Linked DNA regions of Homo sapiens: region 2 is linked to region 1. A link is a loop called in an ENCODE intact Hi-C map of the cell type or tissue named here. Cell type or tissue: heart left ventricle. All regions are shown on one strand. Links, peaks and the distances in the headings refer to the core of each region. The heading gives the core; the rest is flanking DNA.

Region 1 (5,370 bases), core at 312-5,311:
AGTTAATTAATGCATTAGCGGCCCACTTTGCTGTGAGGGGGGTGTGGGAGAGAGGGCAGAGATTTTCCTGGTGTTCTTTTCTCCCTTCCTGTTCCTCTCTTCCTCTCAGCCTTTTCTTCCAGAAAATATAAAATCGCCATAGTCAGGGGAGTCCTCATTAGGAGCTGTGGTCCAAGATTTACTGAGAGAATAAGGTTAAAATTCAGCACTGAGATAAGTGAAGCTTGGAAATCATACATGGATTTCCTTTGCCTAGTTGATGCTTATCCCCAGCAACCTAGAGAGGCTGGCAGTCAGCAAACTGACATTCCAACGTAGCCCCAAGCTCTGCTCTCTATTTTGGGAACTCCCTCTCTCATTCAGTAGCCCCAGGTGCAGACTCAGGTGCGGAGTTGCAGCAACACACAGAATTCCATTGTGCTGAGAGCTTCATGGTTTGGAGTGAGGAGGAAGGAGTGCTATGCCTAAGCCAGGTGAAGTGTGAGGAACCGAAACCAGAGGTTTAGAATCCATCTATTTACAAAGAGACCCTTCCTTCTAGGTTTCTTTCAATATGTGTTTCCCCTCTCCTCCCACTCCACATGGCACCTTTAATTCTTACATCAATGCATGAAGTTCTCATTCTGTGTTCTTTGCGGTTTTCATTGTTATAAACTTTGTACATTTGTTGATTTTCCTTTCCTCACCCTGGAACCCATGGACTTTATCTCTCATTCTTTTGAACTCAGAGGCATTTTCCAAACTGCTCCATGTGCATTTGTCATTAAGCCTCTTAGTTACCTGTATTGCTCCCTCTCAAAACAAGCTGCTAAGGTCAAAGACTAGATCATACTCAGCATTCTGTGCATAGCACCATACTTTGCACAGGAGGCATTCAAGCTGTATTTGAATGCCTTCCTTATTGGATCTTCAGGAAGTACCTGCAGGTCAATGATCATGTCTTTTTGTCTTTTGGGATCCCTGCTGCCAGCTCAGTGGGCTGAGCCTGCTGAGGGTTCCAGCAATGCAGACCAGTTGGCTGCCTTAGGTCCAAGCCAGCCTAACATCTGCTCTTAGGACAGTCACCTAAGCCAGAAATCTCTCGGAGAGAAGGTGTGTTGTAGCAAATCTGTGACTGGGAATGGAACTCCCATCACTAGTTGCTGATGTTATCGAGATTTTTTTCCCTTTTTCAAAATCTCACTATTGTGGTTGATTCCTTTCTGTGTTGTGTTTAATGTGAGAAACATAATCTGCCCTTATGATTTCTTTGTAAAGGTGGGGTGGTGGGGAAGGAGGGGTTCCCTTTTCAGAGTTCTCTCTCCTTGGACAATTAGAGATGAGGCCTACGCATGGGAAGTAACTCTCAGTTCATCGGTATGGAAGAAAGAGCCCTCAGCTGTAGCAGGAAGTCAAACCTTAGTGGGGACCTTTCTGAGCAGGAGGGAGGAGTACAGTAAGCACTGAATCAGCTTGCCAATGGGAGTTGTAGAACATTTGTTCTCTCTGATCAAAAAATGAGACCCAGATGTCCTGGCCCACGTGGGAGAGGATGAAGTCACCGGAGGCTTGAGGCCGCTCTCAGTCCTGGAACTCTGTAGTTCTGAGGTGAGGCAGGGACGCCACTGCTCAAGCTGCCTTCTGGTCCTGAGGGAGTGGAGACCAGGGACCCCAAGACCAGCTTAGGGTTGGACCAGCCCCAGACCACATAGGGGTAGCTGGGCTTGCGGGGTTTTGAGACAGATGAAGTTGAAAGAGGCTATTGACGAAAGCTGCCCCGTTGTTGTTTTCCTAATGGGAGGGTTAAGGCGAACAAAATCGTGGAGAGAATGGAGGATACAGGAAGAGCCCTAGAGAGGACATCAGAAAGCCCTTACTGAAGTCCACGCTGCCACTTCCTAGATGTGTGACTTTGGGCAAGTCTCATAAACTCTCAGAGCCTTGTTTCCCCAAATATAAAACCGGGGTAGTAATCCTCACCTCACAGGCATGCTGTGAGGGTGCAATGAGGTATTCTATGTAGAAACACTCAGACACAGTACAAACATTCTCTAAACACAGGGTACTATTATTTCCTCCCCTCTGAGACTTACTTCCTTTTCCTGGGTAAGAGAACATAAGCTATAAGATGAATGAGGGCTTGGGTGCACCCACCAGAGATCTGCTGGCATGCCAAGGATGCCCAAGCTCCAGGCTGAGAAGGAGGGAGGCCAGGTGACTGCCATGGTCCTCATTTGCTACATGGCTCCCCAGGCCTTAGAAAAGAGGCAACATTAATCCCTCCATCTCCACAGGCCTTTGCCAATCATTGCGGCAAATTCAAACAGGGGGCACAAGAGAAGCGGAGGGTCCAGCAGCTTTGGTTCCGTCCCTGACTTCCCGCCTCAGAGGCCTCTCATCACTGTAATTCCCCTGGCAAGGCCCCCACCTAAGCCTCTTTGCTAACAGAGTATTTTTAACCTGCCACCTCCTTGCAGCTTTGCCGATCTGCAGACAAGGGTCCCGGCGAGATAAGAGAATCCGTTAGTGCCGCTAGAGTCAGGCAGCGCCTGCTAAGTACTTCCTCAGGAGCTCCCTCCTCTGCCCCCAGGGAGCCGCTGCCGGACTGACGCCCAGGGATCTGAAGGCGAGGAGGGCTGGGTTTGGCACCTGCATGAAGGGAGCTCCAGCTTCTTCACTCAGCCCAGCCTCTAAAACAGAGTTTGTTTTCTCTATCTTAGGTGTTTTCAAAGATGGTCCCTGCCCTGGCTTTTTAAGGAGCCAAATTATTCCACTTCTAAGGGTATCAGATACTTTCATCTTCCCTTTTCCCTCCAAATTCTGTGGGGATTTGGAAAGAAAGTATTTCTTAGAAGGTGTCTGGAACTGGCCCTCAATGGAAGACACCACCAAAAAGCAACTGGTACTAAACCTCCCTATGAGAGGGAAGGGAAGGAAGGCTCACCTCTGCTCTTACCTTTTGCATTAGGGCATGCGGAGCAAAGAACTGCAGAGTCCTGAACAGGGTTCAGGGAGTAGGGGCAGAGCTCTTGTTTCTCCTCTTCCGCCTCCTCAGGTAGATGTTGGTGGTGAATGGAGCAGAAGAGGGTTTTGGGGAACAAAAAAGAGGCAGAGGTGGATTGGGCTGGGAGGGGCTTGCCCAGGAAGGGGAATCACAGAAGTCTTCCCCTGTAGCCTGCAGGGCTAAAGGTGTCCCCTAACCAAATGCTCTCTAATGGGGCACACACATGCCAGCCCCTTCCTGCTAAGGTCAATTTCCATGCTAAATTGTTCATTATTGCCATGCGGCAACACTGTATGGAAGCGTCAGAACCCACAAGTGTGGGCAGAGTGGACAGGTGAACACATGAATACACCTGCCTTCCTGTGCTCCATGGGGGGAAGCGGCCCCTTTGTGGGGGTGGTGATGAGAAGCCCCCCACATGCTGACATCCAAGAGTGGGAGAAGGGCATCTGGCCCAGAGGCAGAGATCATCAATTCATTTAGCAAGAATTTATGGAGCATCGACTTGCCAGGCACTGTGTTCAGCACTGGGGACACCAAACTCAACAAAACAAAGGATGGTTGGGAGAAAGGACACCAGCAAGTTGTTGCACAAATAACTGCTTATTACATGGCTGGCCAGTGTTGTAGAGATGTCCAAAGTTCAATAAGCAGCATGGGAACCTGTAACTAGGGAACCAGAACTACTGGGAGAAAAGGGATCAGGAAAAGCTTCCTGGGGAAGCAATATTTAAGCTGAATTGTAAATGCTTTGTCAGCCTCTCTGTCTCATCCCTAATATGCACAGTTTAGAGCTCCCTACCCCATGCCCCTTGGGGCCACCCATCCACATTTCCCACCAGCCATCCCAGGCAAAGGTGAGCTCTCTAACTCCCATACTGCTCCCTCTCTCTCATTTCCCACATTGAGTTTGCTGCCAAATCTTGTCTGTTCATCTTTTCCCTCACCTGCCCTCCTTTCCACCTCCCTCCCCCAGCCCAGGCTGAGACTTTTATTATCTATTCTTGAACTTGTGCTGGCTCCTGCCCTGCCTTCTCTAAGTTAGCTTTCACATTTTTTATATCATTTAATGGCTCTCCGCAGCTTGTAGGTAGGGTATAGCTGAGTCTCTTGAGCAAGGTCTTGGCATCCCTCCACCAGAAACAGTTTATCCCTCCCTACATCCCTTCCCCATGCCACTTCTGCCACACTCACACCCTGTTCTTCCAGCTTTGCCAATCCCTCCCTCTTCCCTAAGTGCCCCTGTGCCTTGGCTCAAGGGTCAGTCCATGCCTATGTCTTGACTCAAGCTGTCCCTGCCATGCCTCCCTCTCTCTGCCTGATGAAGTGCCCTGTCCTTTCAGGTTTAAGTTATATCACACCTCCTCAGTGAAGCCTTCCTGATTTGCCCCTCTATAATCCCACATTTCTTATCATTGGTTACAGCACTTAGCAGAGTCAGCCTTGTATGTGAGTTGCTTGTATTTCTTTGTTAGAGGCAGTGTGCACAGTGGTGAATGTCACAGACTTTGGAGTGGGATTATTTGAGCTCAAAACCTGGCTCTGTTCTTACTAGGAGTATGACTTTGGGCAAGCTACTTAACCTCTCAATGCCTTACTTTCTTCATCAGGCATACAGAGATAATAACAGGACCTACCTCATAGAGCTATTGTAGGCATTTAATGTCTTCATACAGGTAAAGCACACGGAACAGTACCTGTTTGTTATTATGTTTATTTCATAGTTTATCTGCCTTCCTTGCCTGATTGTGAACTCCTGGAGATCAAGAAGCATGCAGGATTCATCTTTGTACTCCCCTAAAAAGATTCTGCTTCTCCCCATAGTCTCCTCAAAGAAAGAAGCACAAAGGGCCAAAGCTAGAAAGGACCTCAGGGCTCACCTTGAGTAAATGCTAATTTTATATATCAGTCAACTGAGGCCCAATAAACTGAAGGACTTGCCCAAATCACACAGCTAGAAACAGCTCTGGAAACCTAGCAGTCAGGAATGTAATACCCAGGTCTAGCTCACATCTCTCCTGCTCCAATACAAATGCTATTTCTACCTCCTCTTTGGAGAAGAACAGATGGTCAGTGTCATCTCCAGTCTTCCCTTGGCATATCACTGAGTCACATTTTCCAATCACCCTCAGCCTTCTGCCCTTCCTGCTAATGGATGTCAGCTGTCCTGAGCCCTTTGGCCTTTCCTAATGAGGCAGGTTTTTCTACCTTCCCATCAGGGTGCTGTGCTTCTACACAGGGTGCTGCGTGTTCTTTAAATAGAGAGCTCTAAGGAGCTACAAGCAGGATTTACGCTTGGCCTCAATGGAGACTCCAGGGCGAAGAAGGGGAGAGATCAAGTTGAGGCACACACAGGCTGGCTCCTGCTCCCCCTCTCCTCCCAGCAC
Region 2 (5,370 bases), core at 147-5,146, 56 kb before region 1:
CAGGGAGGAGACAATCCTCTACTGAGCTGAACTGGAAACGCCTGATTGTCATTTCTTCCCTGCTTTGCCACTGACGCCCGCAGCAGCTGATCAGGAAGGTATCAGATGCCTTCACTAGCTGTCACTAACACCTGCCTCCTGAATCCTGATCGGGGAGATGGTGTCATCGGGCCCTCCACATAAAATATTTAGTGGCACTTGCTTCCCAAAGAGGCAAGCGTGGCCTCTCCTTGGCATCAGGAACGCTCCGAGTTACATGTGCTGGGAGACTCTCTTGTTCAGGCGAGAGTCCTGGAGCAGCATACCTGGTTTGAGACTTGGAGTAGGAGAGAGGGAAACTGGTAGAACAGAGACTAGGCAAGTTTTGGCTCTTGAGAATGCATGTGACAAGTGACTTCATGCACTAAACAGAGAGGGATGTGACAGAAAGAAGAAAGCATCATTATTAAGAGAAAACTCCTGAGGTTGACACTAGCAGAAAATTGGGGATAGGAGGAAGTCACACTGGGTATGCAAAGTCAAATGCATGTTTGTTTACCAGTGTCTACCAAACTGAGGATGGGAAATTCATTCTAAGACAGATGATGGGATGGATGGAGGTGAGGAGCTGGAAATAATGACAAATAAATTGCTAATAACAAAGGCTAATGTATCTTAAACACTTAAGATGGCCATGAACTGTTCTAAGTGCTTTTATATGTATTAACTGATTTCATTGTAATAATCCTATGACGTAGCTACTAGTACTAAACCTATTTTATATAGATAGTTAGATAACATCATAGAATGGCTAAGTACCTTGACCAAGTGTACACAGCTATAGGCTCCATTTGCGTCCAGGCACCTAAGTTCAGAGCTCATGCATTTAATTGTTATATCGCACTGCCTCTCACCAGAGGCACAAAGGTGGGCTCCATCCTCCCTTACTCAGAATGTGGATAGGAGTCCTGATCTTTGCCCACTGGGCTCTGCTTGGAACAGCCACTTAGTCACATCAATTTGGCATAGAAAGATGAAGGCTCTCAACGTGCCCTTGAAGTCAGCTGTCTTCATGAAGGCCACACTCCCAAGGTGGGGTGCAAACCTCCCCTCACTGCAGGAGACTGTGCCTCCTCTTGACTCCAGTGTCCAATGACAGCTGCTCCCAGGCGGGCAGTCCCTGAGTCCTGTGAGATGAATTCACTTGGCTGGTTATCAGGAGTGGCCTGTCCCAAAGCAAATGCTGCATGAGGGTGAGAGGAAAACAGCCCAGCTGGAGTGGTCTGTTTAGAACTACTGGCCTGAAAAAAAAAAAAAAAAAAAAAAAAAACAGAAAAAGAAAAAAGCTCCTGACCTAATCAGCCTCTCCAGGTTGGAGCAAAAAACCTCAGCTGCTATTGGAATCACAGACTCCAGGAACTGAAGGAACTAAGCTTCGAGGTAGCATTTTATCTGAAAAAGGAAATCTTATAGGTTGACTAATTCAAATACCTTTTGTTTTAAGATCAAGAAATAGGCTCATGGAAATGCCAGACTGGTCTAAAGTGAGTGACACTATAATTCATGAGTCACACAGGCAGAATGTGAACCCAGGGTTCCTGAGTCTCCCACCTTTCTTCCTGCCCTGTGACCTCATGCCTTCTAGACATCAGGACGTTTCTCATTCTCAGTCTAACTCTCAGGATCCTGTGTTTCCACCAGCCTTCCTGCAGTCTGCGGAGAGGCTATATTGGGACTTGTGCAGTAGTATGACAAAGAAGATCACCTTGGATCTATTTCTTTCCCCTTGCCACATGCTTCCCAGACTGAGCTCTGTCACTGGGTCGGGGAGGCCTAGGGATCAAAGGCACACCCACAGTGTTCATCTCATTGTGGGTGGGAAAGGAAGAATATAAGCAAAAAGAGAAGTCAAGAGCTGTGGCAGGATTTCAGAAGTGCCATCTCCTGTGGAGTCTTCAAAGACAATAACAGGCCAGGTGCAGTGGCTCACGCCTGTAATCCCAGCACTTTGGGAGGCCAAGGCAGGTGGATCACGAGGTCAGGAGATTGAGAGCAGTGTGACCAACATGGTGAAACCCTGTCTTTACTAAAAATACAAAAAAAAAAAAAAAATTAGGCGGGTGTGGTGGCACGTGCCTGTAGTCCCATCTACTGTGGAGGCTGAGGCAGCAGAATCGCTTGAACCAGGGAGGCGGAGGTCTCAATGAGCTGAGATCATACCACTGCACTCCAGCCTGGGCGACAGAGCAAGACTCTGTCTCAATAATAATAATAATAACAAAAACTAACATAAGTTAAGTGCTCACTGTGTGCCTGCAACCATGCTAAGAGGTTGGTCTCTATATTGTCTCATTTACTGTCATGACAACTTGAAAGGTACATACTGTAGTTATTCCCATTCTACCAGAAAGGGACATGAGACTTGACTTGCCTCAAATCCCAAATTTGTTCCCAGATTCTGTCTAACAACAACAAAAGCCACTCACTATTCAAACTGTGTCTTGGGAGGATACCAAGCAGGGAGGTGAGGTGGCTGATCTTAACCGCATACTAAGTCCTTCCATGTTATCTCTGCTACCAGAACCCCCTTCCTCCCCTCGCGGCTCCTCAAGGAGGAACCACTCTCCACCTGGAACCCAAGGAGATTTTCTTCCCAGCGACAGGGGCAGAGAATGGCCTCTTGCAATTCCCCATCCAGCTGGAGAATTTAAGGATTCTGTTATTTCCTTTCCACAGCTCCTCTTCAGGAATTCACGTCCTGCTACCGGCCTCAGGACATAGCTAAAAATAACCTCTGGTTTCCAAACTGAAAGCCCTGTCTGTTGGGAGGCTTTGCCGGTGTGCGCCTGGGGCCGGAAGGGCTGTGTCGGAGTAGCTGAGGTCAGCCTGAGTCTCATGCCGGTGTTGCCTTCCTCTTTCCAAGGAAGCCCAGGGCCTCATGAGTCACCCCGAACACCCTGGGGGAGTCGGGTTGGAGGAGGGAGTTAGGTGGGACCTACTGTGGCACCACGGTGGCTGCCAGGCCGAGGATGCAGAACTGAACAAGAGGAAGGGTCGTTCCTAAAGAAACTCTAGGGGATTCTCTAAGTGGTGTCTGTTCTAATTATAACCCAATCCAGCCAGAATGGGGAGTTGAGGGAGAAAGGCCTCTCCTAAGCTGCCTTGGAGCAAACTCTCCATCCTTCGGGTGTTTCCATCCCTGCCACCTTATGTGCCCAGAGTTCTGTCTGGACTTGCCTGAGAAGGTTGCTGGATGATCTTCCAGCTGAGAAAAGCTTTCTCTGCCGGACAGCTCGCTGCCTTCTCCTGGTGCCGCAGTCACTTCCCACTGTCCCTCTCCATAAGTCAGGACAGTACCATGATAGTGATGGAACAGGCCCTGCTCTCTGACCTCCAGGTCCTGCTCTCTGACCTCCAGGCTCTGCTCTCTGACTTCCTGCCCCTGGCCCAGACTGCCCCTGGCTACAGGCTGTCCTCAGGAGCCCCACCTTGCCCCTCTGGGCAGCTTCCTTGGAACAGGGAAGAATAAGCACCAAGGCTCTGGAAGTGGAGGAGCCTTAAAGCCTGGGAGTCAGGAGGCAGGGGGAAGAGTAAAGGAGTCAGGGCTAGAGACTGGGCTTCGAGCATGGCCCACTGAGGCCCGCTGGTGATTTCATGGATGCTGAAACAGTCAGGAGGCCCCAGCAGTGCCTGAAATGAGACTGAATCTCACCTCACCACCCTTTGCTGCTCCCCACATTCTCCCAAATCTGGTACCCCTGCCCCAGGTGGCTGAAGCTGGACTCAGCCAGCCAGTAACCCCTAGCAAGGAGACTGGTTCTCTGTGTGTCCTGGCTTCCCATGTGCTCTGCCTGCAGAGAGGCAGAGGTTGAAGCAATTTCCCGAGGACCTGGCTACCTGGCAGCAGCTGGGCGTCCACCTTGAGAAGGATGGGGGAATCTCAAGAGATCTGCCTGTCTCCCGAGGGCTTTTCCGGCTCCGGAATGGCACATGTGGGAATCCCAGTCTTGTTGGCTACAACATTTTTCCCTTTCCTAACAAGTTCTAACAGCTGTTCTAACAGCTAGTGATCAGGGGTTCTTCTTGCTGGAGAAGAAAGGGCTGAGGGCAGAGCAGGGCACTCTCACTCAGGGTGACCAGCTCCTTGCCTCTCTGTGGATAACAGAGCATGAGAAAGTGAAGAGATGCAGCGGAGTGAGGTGATGGAAGTCTAAAATAGGAAGGAATTTTGTGTGCAATATCAGACTCTGGGAGCAGTTGACCTGGAGAGCCTGGGGGAGGGCCTGCCTAACAAGCTTTCAAAAAACAGGAGCGACTTCCACTGGGCTGGGATAAGACGTGCCGGTAGGATAGGGAAGACTGGGTTTAGTCCTAATATCAAATTGACTGGCTGGGTGAACTTCAACAGCCTTTTAACCTCTCTGGGAGATGAAAACGATGGCTTAAGGGGCCAGAAATAGAGATGCTTTGTAAAATAAAATTTTAAAAAAAGCAAGTATTTTATAGCATAAAGGCTAGAGACCAAAATAGATAACAGGATTCCCTGAACATTCCTAAGAGGGAGAAAGTATGTTAAAAATAGAAAAACCAAAATGCAGAAGGAGGAGACTCACAGAGCTAAACCAGGATGGGGACCCTGGGTCAGGCCAGCCTCTTTGCTCCTCCCGGAAATTATTTTTGGTCTGACCACTCTGCCTTGTGTTTTGCAGAATCATGTGAGGGCCAACCGGGGAAGGTGGAGCAGATGAGCACACACAGGAGCCGTCTCCTCACCGCCGCCCCTCTCAGCATGGAACAGAGGCGGCCCTGGCCCCGGGCCCTGGAGGTGGACAGCCGCTCTGTGGTCCTGCTCTCAGTGGTCTGGGTGCTGCTGGCCCCCCCAGCAGCCGGCATGCCTCAGTTCAGCACCTTCCACTCTGAGAATCGTGACTGGACCTTCAACCACTTGACCGTCCACCAAGGGACGGGGGCCGTCTATGTGGGGGCCATCAACCGGGTCTATAAGCTGACAGGCAACCTGACCATCCAGGTGGCTCATAAGACAGGGCCAGAAGAGGACAACAAGTCTTGTTACCCGCCCCTCATCGTGCAGCCCTGCAGCGAAGTGCTCACCCTCACCAACAATGTCAACAAGCTGCTCATCATTGACTACTCTGAGAACCGCCTGCTGGCCTGTGGGAGCCTCTACCAGGGGGTCTGCAAGCTGCTGCGGCTGGATGACCTCTTCATCCTGGTGGAGCCATCCCACAAGAAGGAGCACTACCTGTCCAGTGTCAACAAGACGGGCACCATGTACGGGGTGATTGTGCGCTCTGAGGGTGAGGATGGCAAGCTCTTCATCGGCACGGCTGTGGATGGGAAGCAGGATTACTTCCCGACCCTGTCCAGCCG

Evidence for each region. Hi-C counts contacts between places; a loop is a spot of excess contacts. Peaks named below come from ENCODE experiments on the same cell type or tissue, not always from the same donor. Only the 100,000 strongest peaks of a DNase experiment are listed, where the experiment ranks them.
Region 2: it touches region 1 in a loop (2.0-fold over the local background); 14 of 110 quality-filtered maps call a loop at or near these places.

The regions. Positions count from the first base shown.
Region 1 is chr1:208,161,969-208,167,338 of GRCh38, reverse strand. The region is part of intron 3 of PLXNA2 (plexin A2); the gene reads left to right. Among named protein-coding and RNA genes, the nearest start is that of PLXNA2, 80 kb to the left of the region's middle. In heart left ventricle, for the core only: a CTCF peak has its summit at 2,565; a DNase peak (open chromatin) is centred at 2,560; H3K27ac peaks cover 959 bases.
Region 2 is chr1:208,217,321-208,222,690 of GRCh38, reverse strand. It overlaps PLXNA2 (plexin A2), which reads left to right. Exons shown (of 32, transcript NM_025179.4): 2 at 4,689-5,370. The coding sequence starts at 4,769. All of the region lies in intron 3 of LOC105372884 (a long non-coding RNA gene), which reads right to left. Among named protein-coding and RNA genes, the nearest start is that of PLXNA2, 24 kb to the left of the region's middle. RefSeq lists an enhancer at 2,733-3,027. In heart left ventricle, for the core only: no CTCF peak of the experiment used is centred there; a DNase peak (open chromatin) is centred at 2,880; H3K4me3 peaks cover 242 bases; H3K27ac peaks cover 5,000 bases.